2 separate regions of the Homo sapiens genome follow, and region 1 is linked to region 2. A link is a loop called in an ENCODE intact Hi-C map of the cell type or tissue named here. Cell type or tissue: sigmoid colon. All regions are shown on one strand.

The links. A loop is a pair of places that touch in the nucleus more often than their neighbours do. Peaks named below come from ENCODE experiments on the same cell type or tissue, not always from the same donor. Only the 100,000 strongest peaks of a DNase experiment are listed, where the experiment ranks them.
Region 1: a loop joins it to region 2, with 2.3 times the contacts of the local background. A loop is called at or near these places in 3 of 110 quality-filtered maps.

Annotation. Positions count from the first base shown.
Region 1 is chrX:133,304,573-133,312,572 of GRCh38, reverse strand. GPC4 (glypican 4) reads left to right here. Exons shown (of 9, transcript NM_001448.3): 4 at 1,150-1,315; 5 at 6,419-6,549; 6 at 6,655-6,801; 7 at 7,712-7,848. Among named protein-coding and RNA genes, the nearest start is that of TFDP3, 90 kb to the right of the region's middle. RefSeq lists enhancers at 1-134, 4,769-5,683, 6,697-7,197. In sigmoid colon, no CTCF peak of the experiment used is centred here; a DNase peak (open chromatin) is centred at 4,532.
Region 2 is chrX:133,247,492-133,255,491 of GRCh38, reverse strand. No RefSeq gene overlaps it. Among named protein-coding and RNA genes, the nearest start is that of TFDP3, 33 kb to the right of the region's middle. RefSeq lists an enhancer at 4,451-5,034. In sigmoid colon, no CTCF peak of the experiment used is centred here; a DNase peak (open chromatin) is centred at 4,871.

The DNA.
Region 1 (8,000 bases), 57 kb before region 2:
GCTGCAACCTCCGTCTCCCAGGTTCAAGCAATTCTTCTGCCTCAGCCTCCTGAGTAGCTGGGACTACAGGCACACACCACCATGCCCGGCTAATTTTTGTATTTTTAGTAGAAACGGGGTTTCACCATGCTGGCAAGGCTGGTCTCGAACTCCTGACCTTGTGATCCGCCCACTTCGGCCTCCCAAAATGCTGAGATTACAGGCGTGAGCCACCGTGCCTGGCAACTGGTATCCCAGTTTCTGCCTGATGTTTAAGCCCCTCTAAATTCTGGCCACACGCATACTCCTGTGCACCTGACCTTATTTCCCGCAATTCCCCAACCCCATTCTGAGATGCAGTGACATGTCCTGTACTCTCCTACAGGTTTTGTTCATTTCATTGAACTTAACTCAGGATGCTCTCCCTTTGTTTGACCACTTAAGTCCAGCCCCTTTCTCGAAAATTTAACCAAAGCCCCACCTCTTTCATCAAGTGTTCTGTGAACACTCTGTGCTTTAGTACTCCCAAGCCTTGGAAAACCTTCACACACCCCCTAAGTTTAAGATTACTCATATTCTGCCTTGTAGAATATATTAACTTTGCCTTCTGCACAGCTCTTGGCACAGAACAGAAGACACCGTAGGTACCCTTCTAAACCTTAATTTGGGGTTAGGGTTCAAAGGACAGCCTTGTAGTCAATGTAATGCAGAAGAAGATGTGCTTCTGTTCCAGTCTGGCAAAGACAAACACTGATGGTTGAGGCTATTAGCAGGACGTGCATGGTGGGCACATGAAGATAGTCTCCTCCACTGCATCTCATGGCTCACCCTGCATAGTTATTTGTAAAAGGATTTTGAGATAATTGAGCAATTTATGTGTGTGTGAGAGAGAGACTCCAGGAGGGAAGGGGGTGGGGGAGGAATGGGTGTTTACAGGGTGGGAGTTGGTGCACCTTGTTTGTTTTGGGTCATCTCCCTCCTCTCCCCTGTCCCAACATGTATCTTTTATCTAATCTATGTCTTCAGGAGGCAGTCCAGGCTTACTAATTGTGATCAATCACAACTCATTCTTAAGTTCATGGCCAAGCCTTCAGTGTCAATGTGATAGAAGCAATTTCTGTCTCTATTTTAGCCCCGCCACTACTGTCTTTTTTTCTTTTCACACATTAGGTAAACCCCACAGCCCAGTGTACCCATGCCCTGTTGAAGATGATCTACTGCTCCCACTGCCGGGGTCTCGTGACTGTGAAGCCATGTTACAACTACTGCTCAAACATCATGAGAGGCTGTTTGGCCAACCAAGGGGATCTCGATTTTGAATGGAACAATTTCATAGGTGAGCAAGTGGTTAACATATTTGTGTTGCTGGAGATAGCTTAGCTTCCAGTCACAAGGAATGTTGTAATTGGCAGCTATGAAATTTGTTTGTTTAAGTGTTTGCTATTTAGTGTTTGTCAGAATCCTGACTACGCTCAACTACTTTGAGAATAGTAAAAACATTACTGCAAGTGAATGTTCCCTCAAACTAATGGTGGCATTTCTGAAGGTAATAGATACAGTGGCTGCCAGGTTTTAATAATGAGAAAATGCCTTTTTCTTGGAGACAGAGTCTCTTTCTGTCACCTAGGCTGGAGTATAGCAGCACAATCATAGCTCTGTGTAACCTGAAACTCCTGGGTTCAAGCGATCCTCTCACCCTCAGCCCCCCAAAAGCCCTGGGATTATAGGCATGAGCCACTCACTGAGAAAGTGTCTTTTTGATATTTCCCGCCTGAAAGTCAGTTGTGTTTATGATTATAGGCTTGTATCCATGTAAATGCTGGAGTACAGTCCTCATGGAGTTGTAAAAGTGGCTTTTAAAATGTTATATCTATTACACTGCAACTAAATCTTCTGCAAACCGGCCAGATACGCATTTGTTATTTGGATCAGGTGAAATCTGATTGAGAAATTCAGGGATTCTGTTTCTGTACACCATTTAGCAGTAGTAGTCTGCTCTGGTGAGAGTGGAAGGACTTTAGCCCTGAGAATTTAAGGGATACATATTCCTGCATATATATTCCACCTAGAAAACCATTCTCAGAACCCAGACAGCAATGTAAATGAAGTGGCCAATTGCAGAGAGGGTTAGTTATGATTTTGGGGAAAGGACAAATTAAGGAGAATTTAAATGTCCAGTTGTCAATTACCTTGATGCCTGAAGCAACAGTAACCAGTGTTGAAGTTCCTTATGCTGAGTATTAGTAGGACCGCACACACATACTAACAGCTCACAAAAAGAAACTCACATTTTTCCCCACCCTAGTCACCTTTGCATAATTGCCGAATTTGAGTGTCTTTATAAGCACCTGTTTTTCACTTATTTGTCCAAATCATGGGAACATGTATGCAGTATTCTGGCTTGGTTTTTTGGGGGGAGGTGAGGGGTGTTAATGTTGGGGAATGCTTTTTAGTCTGTGTGAGAGCTAATTACCATATTAACTCCGTTTGAAAGTGCATCAATAAATTGGCTCCAACAGATTCTTAAGAACACTGACACAGGGGGATAAAAAAAGATGTGAATATTAAGCACTTCAGCACAATTGTAGCCTAAATAGCTCAAAGCTAGAAGACCTGAAAAAATCTTCTACACACAGAAAAGCAGAATCTCATGAAAGGGAAGGCATAAGACCAGCAAAGACATACAGGCCAAATGGCACATCATGCCCAGAATGAAGCCATGGGAGAAATTGTTGATTCAAAATATTTCTCATGGAAGTAAAAACCCATAGAATTTCCAGATCTAAAGTCGCTGTTTTTGTTTTCTCTCTCTCTCTTTAATCCCACACTCATCCCCACACCCAAATGTCAAGTTTGCAGTTCACTTTTGCAAAATTGAATTTTTAAAGAAAGTTGGTGATCCTTTTCAATTGCCCCTATAATTCACTGTTTCTCCAGGCAAGGTAGTAGAATTTGCCATATGGTACAAAAAAGTGTATGGTGACAGTGATCGAATTCTGCTGACTTTTCTACAGACACATTGGGAATGGAATGCAGAAGGGCATGGCCCTTGCCACTATTTTGATACTCTAACATGTCTAGCAGCAACTATAACTAAACTCATATCCTTATATTAAAATACAAATGCTCCTACGTGTTTTTCCTGGAGTTTACAGGTCCATATCAAATCAAAACCACACTCTGGCTTTCTTTATTGATGTTTTAAATCAGTTACTCGAAAACAAAGAGGACTTAAGTTGCTGTTGTTGTTCTTGTTGGGCATTTTTAAAATTACATTTGTTATCTTTGAAGAAACAAACCCAAGTAGAAGTTGATAGGATTTCTGAATCGATTTTTCCCTAGTTATTTTAAGTGATAACTTTTTGGAGGGATGAGGTATATAATTGTATCTAAACTTTGTTTTTAATGGGTATACTATTCTTTATTTCTAATAAGCAGATATAAAAGACCAGGAGTAATAGACATTGTTAATCTCCAGTGCTTTTTCATGAATTTTTCACAAGGGTTTAATTAATCTGCTTTGTGGTTGTAGAATTCAGTCCCAATTTACATGCCTCTGCTGTAAATTCTTTTTTTATTTCTTGTCTCTCTCTCTTTTTTTTTTTTTCTGTTTGCAAGGAATTTTTCTTTCCCCTTTAAATGACTGCAGCTAATGAATGGTCAAGGGCTTTTTCCCCCTTCTTTAAATCAGATCTTGGGGTTAAGTCGGGAAACTGCCTTTTGTTCTTCCAGTCAGGTCGGGAGGCTGAAGATGTGGGTTTCTGATTATTGGCAGCACAATGCAAAAGGAATCGCTTTCCCTAGTGAGAAGGGGATGCTTTGTTGCTGGGGGTATGGGGGGAAACTCAGTGCCAGTGTCTTGAGCACTGAAATAATGCAGTTGGACTAGACCCTTTAAGAGACTAAGGATGAACTGGTTTTCCAAATCCGTCTTCTTGTTGCCATGCTCTTCCTCTCCTCTCTTAACTGCATCTGCAACTGGCCATGAATTGAGACCCTTTAGTAAATGTTGAAGTCTTGTCAGCCTTTTATCAGGATGGATCCAAATAGTTAAAACACCTTAGAACTTGGTTTTATAAGACGCTGGTTTATATGAAACCTTCACTTGGAAATATAAACCAAATACCTCCCTTGCCCCCACCAACAAAAGTCAGTTTCTGGAGAATCATAAATTATGCTATGCAACTTGTTCTCCATCACATACTGTAGCTGTGTTAACACTCATTTGACTCAGGGCCAACCCTATTAATGTCGCATGTTGCTGCCAGTGGGAATTTAGTATTGGGATTGCTGGCGGGGACACCAGCCAGGTCCTGGCAGGAGGCAGGAGCCAGTCAGATATCCCGCAAACAAGGGCCTCCGTGGCTCGTATCAGCCAGAAGAAAACCCAAACTCCAAACCAATCATCTTTGGCTTTCTCTTGAGGCTTCTTATCAGGGCTGGCTGCTGTTACAGAAGAGCCAATTGATAGCCAATCATGACTTCCTCCAGGGGTTAGAGGCAGCTTTGGCTCCCGGGCTGCAGAGTGCAGGCAGAATGCTCTTCAGTTGCATTCTTCAGCTGCGCAACACACAACACCATGGCACCGGCCCCAACAAAGGCCCAGCTTCCCCCTCCATTCCCAGGCTCTTGTGTATAGCCGGCTGGCTCAGAGTTTACAAAGACGCCAAACAGCCAGAAGAATTGGGGTTTATGTTTCCTTTCAGTCTTTCACAAACACATTAGTGATCTGGCCATTCCTTGCCACTAGGGGAATAAGGAGTTACAAAATGCACTGGGTTTTGTTGTTGTTGTTGTTGTTGTTATTTAAACGTCTGCATTTTAGATGTTTATTTTCTGTCTATTCATAATATTTTTATTGGGAGCAGGTGATTTCTTCTCAGCTTACGAAGGAATGTGCTTTCTGTACGTGGCAGCCCTGATGATTTGACAATGATGAACACATTTAAGTTGTGCTCCACTTGTTTACAAAAGTCTCCTTTTGCTAGCACATCAAAAGCATTTTTTTTCTCTCCTGTAGTACAATGGTATATTCATGCTTTCAGCCCTTACTTAGAGTTAGAAGCATCACTTGATTGGCGCTTACCACAATGCATTCTGAAACTTCATTTGTTATTACTGTTTTAAAAATTGCATTTCATGGAAATCTATTTGTGGTTTGTGACATCGGAATTGTAGTTTAGAGAAATGACCCCGTGCATTAAAATGTTGTGTAGCATTTGTTCTAGGTTGAAGGTGAAAGCTTGATGACTAGATTTGGTTTCATTGATATGCTGATGCCTATGCTGCTTTCCACTAGAAAGCTTAGATAGAAGCTCAGCTGGGGGCTGCAATTGTCAGCTGTGTTCTTTGGGTAGGACACAATCTTCCGGGAACTAGCTCTTCTTTCAAGTAACCATCCTTGCACTACCTGAAGATGATAGATAATGTGGGTCTAACTCCTTTCTTGCCATGCACTAAGCACTAGAGTGTAAAGGGGGGATAAACAAGTTTAAAAGTTCACTGTTTGTCGTTAATGAAGCATCCTTTTTGTCATTTGGGGTTTTCATTTCCAAGTTCTTCTAATTTTGTAAAACAGGTAGCAGGCAAAAATACTAAGCCTCATAATCCTAAGAAACATATATGGCAAGAAAACAAAGACAATGTATTTTATTGAAGCGATTCAGTGCTTACTGGAAAATGCCATGCTACTCCAGAGTCTAAAGCAGGATAATCGGTGAAGATATATACTGTGAGCCCACTAATTTTGTGTACTGTATCTTGTGTCATCTTCTCACTTGCAAAAAAAAGGAGGTACATGCCTTAAGATAAATTGAAGCCATTGTATTTGCAATGAGAAGTTTTTCTTAATACAAAAATTGGATTATTCAAAGTTTTAGTATTTGAAAAGTCATTAGAATTCCTAGGAACCCTTTCATTTGTATTATCCAACGGTGCACTCAAGGATCTGAGGGGTTTTGTTTTTAAAAACAAAAGAAAAGAATTAATATGCCAGCATCTTAACTGATTTATGTTTTTGACTCTTGTAAATGGAATGTGAAACGAGAAGATCCTAGGGAAGTCTCTGGGAGAGCTGGCATGTTATTTTGTCTCCAGCCTTAGGTTTGTCATCTGGGAGCTAACTAAGAGCCTTACAGTGACAGTGGCTGACACACGAATAATCAGTATTGAGGAAAGTTCCTGATTGGGTTTCCTTGCTGTAGAACTAAGCCTTCATCTGGCCATTTCACACTTTAGAGAGCTAGTGATACATAGTGACTAAATGCAGTTTGGTGTAAGGGAAATAGACATAAAAACAAGAATTCATTATGATCCATGCCTTACTTCCCCTGCCCCCATGCAGGAAACAGACAGAAAAAAAAATCAGATTGATTTACCCAAGGCCAAACTAATGATTGACTTTTTATGCTGTATTGTTCTTCCCCAAACCTCATATTAGATGCTATGCTGATGGTGGCAGAGAGGCTAGAGGGTCCTTTCAACATTGAATCGGTCATGGATCCCATCGATGTGAAGATTTCTGATGCTATTATGAACATGCAGGATAATAGTGTTCAAGTGTCTCAGAAGGTAATGAAGGCAGGATGCTGGAAAGGGGAGCTAGGGACCTCCCCCGCCTCCGCCTCCCGCCTTGGGAGTGACTTCCCTAACATGACGACACTTACTCTAATGCAGGTTTTCCAGGGATGTGGACCCCCCAAGCCCCTCCCAGCTGGACGAATTTCTCGTTCCATCTCTGAAAGTGCCTTCAGTGCTCGCTTCAGACCACATCACCCCGAGGAACGCCCAACCACAGCAGCTGGCACTAGTTTGGACCGACTGGTGAGCGTTTTGGCAGGAAGGGCCGTGTTTAATGACAAAGAACTGAAAACTCTTGCTCAAAATGAATTTTTAGCTGGAAGGCTAACAAGTGTGGGTCTTTCAGGTGTCACTTTTCAAGCAAATAGGATGTGGATGTCAGTCAATCTGCCTGTCCCATTTTCTAGCCCAGAAAGTTCTTGGGTAGCCAAGGAGTTATGATGCAATAAGTCTTGTCTCAAAATTTCTCTTTAGATTCACCATGCATTTATTGAACATCTACTATGTGCCCATCACTGTGCTAGGCATAGAGAAGCTCAGAGAAATAAGGCAGATCCTTGTTCTCAAAAGGCACCAACAAGGAGGCAAAGAGGGAGAAGTAGATGTTCCAGGCTTATTAACATAAAATGATGTTTAGTAAAAGCTGAGATGGGAGAAAAGTGAGTAACTGTAGGCAAATTGCTTTATCCACAGTAATATGCTACAAAAATGTAAGAAACTATTCCTACAGTAGTAGGAACACAGAAGAGGGAGCCTGAGGAGACAGGGATGGAGAGAAAGAGCAATAGCAGCTATGTTTCACAGAGTGCATAATATACATGCTTGATCCTGACTCTAAAAGCCTTAGGAGAAGAGACTGCATGTTATCTTTGTGCCTACAGGGCATGGAGACTGGTAGGCCTCAGATGGTACTTACAATGAGGTGGGCAAGGGGTCTAGGCCACTCCTTTGGAGCTTGCATTTCAACTATTATTTGAGTGGTTTTGTACTTCTAAGATATAAATTGGAGTTGCATCTTCCTCTTCTAATTAAAGTTGAAAATGAATTGCATATCACTCTGGAGATACTTTGGAAATGGCCAGAAGGCACACTTGTAGGTAGTTTTGTCTTGTCTTACAATGATCTTTTTTTGTTGTTGTTGTTTCATAATTAGGTTACTGATGTCAAGGAGAAACTGAAACAGGCCAAGAAATTCTGGTCCTCCCTTCCGAGCAACGTTTGCAACGATGAGAGGATGGCTGCAGGAAACGGCAATGAGGATGACTGTTGGAATGGGAAAGGCAAAAGCAGGTTAGTGTCTGTTGAATGAATTTGAAGTTTCTCCCTTCCTAGATGCCTGGGTGACCTTCAGAGAGGGTTCTCTCAATTGTCAACCGAGGCATCAGGAAGCAATTCACAGTAGGTAGCAACAACATGGAAGGCTTCTAGGTGTTCTTAGGAAC
Region 2 (8,000 bases):
CTTGAGTCTGAAGCTCACAGGCAGGTGCTCTTCTCATCAGAGGAGGGTTTTAGAAATGGGGTACCATGAGTTTAGTGTGGGTATAATCATCTGATGTCCAACACCTGGCATCAGCAATTATAGGATGTATACCTGCAGAGAAGGTTGATCTGAGAAGGACATGTAAGTTGAAGGGTACAGGAGAAAGTTAGGAGGAGCTGGTGTAACATCAGACCTTCCCCAATAGGGCCACCAATGGAGATCATGATGTGAGCTCCCTTTCTCTATTTCATGCTGACAAGGTTGAGAAGTCCCTATTAAGCCTTCATCTCCTCCCTCACTGAGAAGGAGACAGAAAGGAGCAGGTCTGTCCGGAAGATCAGAGAGCTGGGGAAACCAGTGGAGACAGAGCTGATATCAGAGTCAGAGACGCCATCCTTAGTGGCACTATTGCCTTTTTGGTAGGCAACACAGATAGGATGGCTATGGGATTTGGGTGGGCATCCGAGAGAATATCCTGTGACTTTACCCCCAAAAGAGTGATACCAGTAGCTTTTGACCAGAGATAAAATGTGTTGTTTGTCAGGGACTTATGTAAAGAAGCTACAGTGCCCATGGTGATTTGGTTGGGTATTCATGAGTCACTAACCCAACAGGAAGTTCTGATGTTTTTTTCTTTTGATCCTAAGTGGAGATTACATGTCTATGGATATGTGTGTGTACACATATACACTCATGTTAGAAAATACATTGCATGACCGTGGCCCCTTAAATACATCCATTATCAGGCATAGATTCAAACCACTAAACCTTGTAATGCCGTTAAATAATTTGGATTGGGAGTTGGGAGTTTTGGGTCTCAGCCTGTGACATTTCACATGCCTCCCAGTTTCTCTGGACAGCAGTTTCATCTGTAAAATGATGAGGCTGGATGAGAATGATCTCAACTGCCCCTTTCAGCGTGAGTGTCAATGATTATGTGACTTTTGGAAATGTAGATCTTCTTCGGGGGCCCATGGTGATTTTGCATAAACCACAGAGGTCAAATGGGCCCAAGCCTCTTGGGTTTGGAGGAGGAAACACAGTGCATTATTTACAAGATTCCACCGATTCAGTAGTTGGGTTTGTCAAATATGCAATAAAGAAGGAAATTAAAAACACAAGATTAAATATGAAGGAAGAAGAAGAAAAGATCAAAGCCTTGGAGTTTTACTTCCAAGTTGCAAAGTGCAGCTGTCCGGACTTCCCCCTGACCTCCGGTCGCTCCTTGGAGACAGGGACTGAATGGGACTCTGAATAGGGCTGCAGAGCTGGGCCCTATTCAGTGGCCCTTCCCTACCCTTTAGCTTGGCGAGCAGTCATTCGGACCCTCGGACCTAAGTGAGTCTCCCATCCAATTGCTGCCTTTCCTTTCTCTGTCTCTGACTTTGGAGGACCAGCCTTCATTCTAGGCAAAACCCAGCAGAATAAGTCAGTGACACTACTTCAACTTTTGAAATATTTTAAGTTTTTCCATTTTTGACTCATTGGCTCCCAGTGGTGTGAAAATCTACTTTCAGCAAATTTTCCCTCAAATACTCTGTAGCAATAAGAGATGGCTGCAGAGTTGGATCTGTTTTTCTCCTCTCCAGATTAATCTAAGGTAACATTCGAGGAACAATTTTGTTAACACAACAGAGCAGAGAAACTAAAGGGATCTATTTCCCCCAAGCAGCCACTGAAGTTAAGAACAGGGAGTAGAAGTTTGGGAAATACTTTTTTAGAGGTTTTTAAACATTGCAGTATTTATTTATTTATTTATTTATTTATTTATTTATTTATTTATTTATTTTTAAAGAACAGCAGCTTGGAATGTTCTGCCTTTTTTTTTTTTTTTTTTTTTTTTTTGAGACAGAGTCTCACTGTGTCGCCCAGGCTGAAGTGCAGTGGTGCGATCTCGGCTCACTGCAACCTCTGCCTCCCAGGTTCAAGTGATTCTTCTGCCTCAGCCTCCTGAGTAGCTGGGATTACAGGTGCCCACCACCACGCCCAGCTACTTTTTGTACTTTTAGCAGAGACGGGGTTTCGGCATGTTGGCCAGGCTGATCTCAAACTCATGACCTCAGGTGATCCGCCCGCCTCCACCTCCCAAAGTGCTAGGATTACAAGTGTGAGCCACCACGCCCGGCCCAGAATGCTACTTTTTAGTCTGATGTCACTTAGTCCAGAGCAGGCAGTTAATGGTGGGGGCTCTTAGCAGGACCTGCATTCCATGTAGGCCACAGAGCCTATACTGTGAAATTGCGGAGGGGCTGCCAAAGCCCTGGGTTGTGGAGCTTCAAGTCTTGCTACTGCCAGAGTTGGGGGCCCAGACCCCAAGATCACACCGTGACTCAAAAGACTGGGTCCTGCTGAAGCCACTCTACTCACCAGAGCAAGCTCTCTTTAGGGGAGGCCCTGCTGTCTGGGGCATGGTGGCCACAGGAAAGGGGAGGCCAGGGGAAAGGAGTAGGTTGTCCTTCAAAGAAGCAGCTCTGAGGCTCAAGGACCCTGGCACCCCTGATTCCACAGCAATAAGGGAGCAGCTACTGGAAACTCCATGGATCAGAAAGTGCTTTTGGAGCTGCCAGATGAAAGAAAGGAAAAAAGACGAATAGATGCATGGAGAAGGCAGGTTAACAGAATGATAGAACAGGGGAAGGGGAAGAAGGAGATTCACAAAGAGAGAAAAAGAGAGTGAGACAGAAGACGGTGATATAGCTCAAAGAAATGAGAATATTTGCAGTAACAGAATACTCACTCATCTTTTTCCTTAGATCCTGCTGGGGAGACTTGATTGGCAGGTGTGGCTTGAAGGCCTGGGAGGCCTGGCAGATGACTCCCTCCTTCCCCATCTTGCTTGGGCCTGCCTTGACCCTGAGCCCGTGGTTGGAGGTCTCTCAGTTCTGACCTCTTGCTCTGGTGTCCTGTGTGCCCTTCCTCTGCCCTCCTCTGCTTCTGGCTAGCTCCCTCCCTCTCTCTTCCCTTCCTCTTCTCTTCCCTTCCCCCTCCCCTCCCCTCCCCTCTCCTCCCCTCTCCTCTTCTCTCCCCTCCCCTCTCCTCCCCTCCCCTCTCCTCTTCTCTCCCCTCCCCTCTCCTCCCCTCCCCTCTCCTCTTCTCTCCCCTCCCCTTCTTTCTTTTCTTTTCTCTTTTCTTTTAATGTCTTTTCTTCTTTTTCTTTCTTTCCTTTCTTCTCTCCTTTTGTCTTTCTTCTTTCTTTTCTTCTTTTTCTTCCTTTTTTTGTTCTCCTTCTCTTTTTTTCTTCCTTCCTTCCTTCTTTCTTTTCTCCTCCCTTCCTCTTCTCCTTTCTTTCTTTCCTTTTTTCCTTCCTACCTTCTAACAGAGTCTTGCTCTCTCATTCAGGCTGGAGTGCAGTGGTACAATCATAGCTTACTGTAGCCTAAAACTCCTGGGCTCAAGTGATCCTCCCACCTCAACCTCCTGAGTAGCTGGGACTACAGGCACACACCACCACACCTGGCTTTTTTTTTTAATCTTTATTTTTTGTAGAGACAGGTATCTCACTATGTTGCCCAGGCTAGTCTCAAACTCCTGGCCTCAACTTATCTTCCTGCCTCAGCCTCCTGAGTAGCTGGGACTACCAGCATTTGCCACCATGTCTGGCTATGTTTTCTACTTTTTATAGAGGTGGGGTCTCTGTATGTTGCCCAGGCTTGTCTTGAACTCCTAGGCTCAAATGATCCTCCGTCTTGGCCTCCCAAAACCCTGGGATTACAGCCGTAAGCCACCATGCCCAGCTCCTCTCTTTGTCTTTTTTCCCCACTTTGACAGCACCACCTCCCTTCCAGCTGGTCTGAGGTCCCCCATTTTTAATGCCTATAACAAAACCAAGGGTTAGGCGGGACCCAAGAGCTCCATGTTATGGTGACAGAGTTCCAATTAAGGACATCGGGTATGGTGTGTGGTCAGCAGGAACGTTGGCTTTTCTCTGCAGAACTGACAGGCGATTCAGAGCCTATGGAGTTTGTCAAATGCAGCTCTCACCTCCTGGAGATATCCTCTGGGGCCTTGCGTGGAGACACTTGTGATGACTGGTTCCCTGTCTCACTACAGATGTGGGTTTCAATAAGGTCATGTTAATAGTATTTCGTCTGTTGTAGTAAGATTTGCAAATTGCCCAGATTAGCATACACAGAAACAAAAAAAAAAAATTCAGATCCATTTTGTTTACTAGCCCAAAGTGAATGTGCTTTATAGGCTCCAAATGTGTAGATCAAGGTTGCCAGCTCTTCAAGCCCCCAGCTGACTTTGCAAGCCCTCACCCTATCAGCAACCTGTGGCCCTTCAGGCCCCGTGGGAAGTAATAACAGTAAGTGGGGAAGTTTGTCAAAGGGTGGCAGAAAGGGGCTTCCTCCTTATTAGACCGTGGCTCTAATGAGATGGTGAGCATATTTTCCAAGCAGCCACCTTAAAAAAAAAGAAAAGAAATCCATAATGTGACCAGGCCAAGTGTGCTTACGTGAACGACAAGGGAAACTATTTGAAACTGGAACTGTTGTATAAAATACAGGGCATGTGTTTGCCAGAATTATGACAACCACTACTTTCTGTAAACCCAGAAAAGGGCCACAGCAGGATTGCCAGGGTCCCTTTGGAAAACTGGACTTCATTCCTACAGCTCTGTTCCCTGCCCCCACACCCTCTCCAGCCCTAGCTCAGCTTGTGGTAGCATTTAGAAGGCCTTGGTAATTACTGAAGGCAAATGATAGAAGACACATTTTGAAAAGGACAGCTTCATTGTTGCTAACATCATGGGCATTGTTTGTAAGGGGTTTGTTGTTTTTGGAGGCGGGTAGGAAGAGGGAGGAGGAATTCAATCAAGCCCTTCCAGCTAGAGCTCTGTGAGCTGCACAACCTGGATCCTGCTGCTGGGCCAGCGCCTGCCAGAGATAAAACAGGCCCTTTCTTTCTTGTGCGTTCTCTGCCTACTGCTGCAGCCACAGAGAGAAACAGAGATTCTGAATGGTTTTCAGGCCCCTCCTGGCTTTCCTGTCATATATTTCAGATACTTTCAAAGAAAAAAATAAAGAGCAAAGTTGATGTTCCAGGGAGGCTGTTGTGAAACACTGCATTGTACACAAGGGTTTCCTGGCACAACAGTGGGCTGGGGTGTAAAGGTCTGGAATGTCCCTTCCACCATGACCATTCTAATGACCATTCTAGACTTCTTTGATGCCAGTAAGTCCTACAGACCAGGGGTGTCCAATCTTTTGGCTTCCCTGGGCCACATTGGAAGAAGAATTTTCTTGGGCCACACATAAAATACACTAACAATAGCTGATGAGCAAAAAAAAAAAAAAAAAAAAAAAAAAATTGCAAAAAATCTCATAATGTTTTAAGAAAGTTTATGAATTTGTGCTGGGCCACATTCAAAGCTGTCCCGAGCTGCATGCATGTGGCCCGTGGACTGTAGGTTGGACAAGCTTGCTATAGAAGAAAAAAAGTTAATGTTTTCTTCAGGGAGAAGAATTGGGTCATATGTGTTAGTGTTGAAGATCATCACAAACTTTTCAGTCAGTCGGGATGTCACACAGAGCATGTCTAACTGAGTTACTGCATGAACTTGAAGCCCTGCACAGGACTGGGGGACTTGCTAACAATCATCTGGTATTTCTTCAGATAAACACTAGGTGGCATGGAGAACTTAATAAATAGAAAACACTAATATCACAAATTGGAAAATAGAGGAGAACCTTCTTGTCTCACTTGCAGCAATTTTTAAATCTCCCGGTCAAAGTTCAATAGAAAACAACAGCAATATGGCTAACGTTGTTTATTGAGGCATTCACAAAGAGAACCAAGCTAGAGGAATTATTTCACAAAATCTCTCCTTCTAATCTTTTCTGGAATATCATTTTATAAACATGATGATAAATTCAAAAATAATTGTTCCCATGACCAAATTCCTTAATAGAAAACAGTCTATTTCTGTCAGTGTGGACGTGTTTTTCATTTGCAAAATCCTGACAAACTTTTCTTCCTCCCCCTTTTCCTGTAAGAAATGAGCCAAGGGGGTGGGGGTTGGGGGGAAACAAAGCTGACTGATCATTCTTCTCCAAACATCCCTTTGGATTAAAAGGCACAATTTCTCCTGCCATTTTGACATTCCCAACATGTTTGCTTTTCTGTGTTCAGGGCTAGAAAGAGGAGTGAGTATCTTTCCCATAATGCTGAGTACAAAAACCTAGGGAGCAGGTGTCCTAGTGTAACTGCCCAAGGGGTCCTTCCTGCCCACTGCACAAACAAAATCAATTCACAGAGACCATGTCATTGCAGTAAAGAAAGAGTTTAATTAACGCGAGGCTGGCCACACCATGCAGAAGATGGAGTTATTATTCAAATCAGTTTCATGGAAGGTTCAGATGTTAGGAGTTTTTCAGATAGTTTGCTGGACAGGGAGCTAAGGTATGGACAGTGCTGACTGTTTGGGTCAGAGATGAAATAATAGGGAGTTGAAGCTGTCCTCTTGGACTGATCGCTTCTGGGTGGGGCCACAGGAGCAGTTGGCAGGTCCAGGTGGAGCCTTCGGTCAGACATGCAAAAAACCTGAAACGATATCTCAAAAGGCCAGTCGTAGGTTCTACAATGGTGACGTTATCTGCAGGAGTAATTGGGAAAGTTGCATATCTTGTGACCTCCAGAATAATGGCTGGCAATCCTTGATATCTATACCTTAATGAAATTCAGGCTTTTCTATCCTCCTAGTCTGGTGGTTTCTCATTAGCTTTACAAAGGCAGTTGAGTTTTGGGAAAGGACTATTATCATTTAAACTATAAACTAAATGTCTCCCAAATAAGCCCAGGAATAATTAAGGGCAGCTTGAAGGCTAAAGGCAAGATGAGGGTTGGCCAGATCAGATCTCCTTCACTGCCATAATTTCTTCACTGTTAGGGTTTTTGTAAAGGCAGTTTCACTAGCTACAGTTCAATGACTAGATCATTTCTGACAATAATACATCCTCTCTTTTGCTTAGCAAATCCTGTAGGGAGAAGCAGAGCTGTATCACACAAAGGCATTCTTGACTCACCAGGTACTGATTATTAGAGCAAGGCCACTTAAGGGCCTCTTCTAGCCTTCTGGCAGTTGAAAGTCCTAAAACATACAAAGTTCGCAGCCCTGCCCCTGCAAGACAGACAACAGGCTAGTCTAGGCAGAAGCAAAAATTGTTGCCACTTAGAGTAACGGGAAGCTGTGCCTTCCAGGTGTCATTTCTAAGAATAAGAGTCAGGCAGAAAAGTTAGTACTTTGAAAGGCTTCAGCTGTCTTAAGGAATGCTGTCTTAGCATAGCTGAAACCTATGTTGGAATAGCTTGAAATCCTACACCTAATCACAGTACCTGAAGTCACCAAGACACTCAGGTTCAATCTCCATAGAGACAGCGATCAGGTGCCAAGCAATGGGAGTTTGTGGCCCAGCCCTAGCCTTTATGTGTGACCTCTCTGACTCTCCCTGAGTCTCTGTGTCTCCATCTGCGAGATGAGAATTACAATTGCCATTCAAACATTCAAATTCTCAGCGCTGTGTAGAGGAGCAAATCAAATGGGAAGGCGCTTTGTAGGCCAAGCCATACCCCAGTATCATGATTCCAAGCAGGAGAGAGAAAACCCAAACTGCACTTTTATTGCCTTATTTCACTACAGTCAGCAAGAACAGGACAGTCCAATTATGTAGACTCATTTCAGCAGCATGAACCTGAATGACCACCCTATCACCCCATATTTAGAAGGTGTCTCCTTACCTAATTTTTGTGGATCTGTTTTTGATCCCTCACTCTTGTTTCCTCATAAAGGAAACTCTGCACACAAGATCTCTGTTCACCCCCCTTTAACTCACAGATCTGTAATGGTGAAACAGCCTTTCTATCTGGGGTGCCACCCGAAGTTCTTTGTCTCATGGCCAAGGAAATCAAGGATGCAGACACTCCAAGGGTGAGGATAGAGCAGGACTTTAATAAGCAAAAGAAAGAGAGAAAGCCCTCTG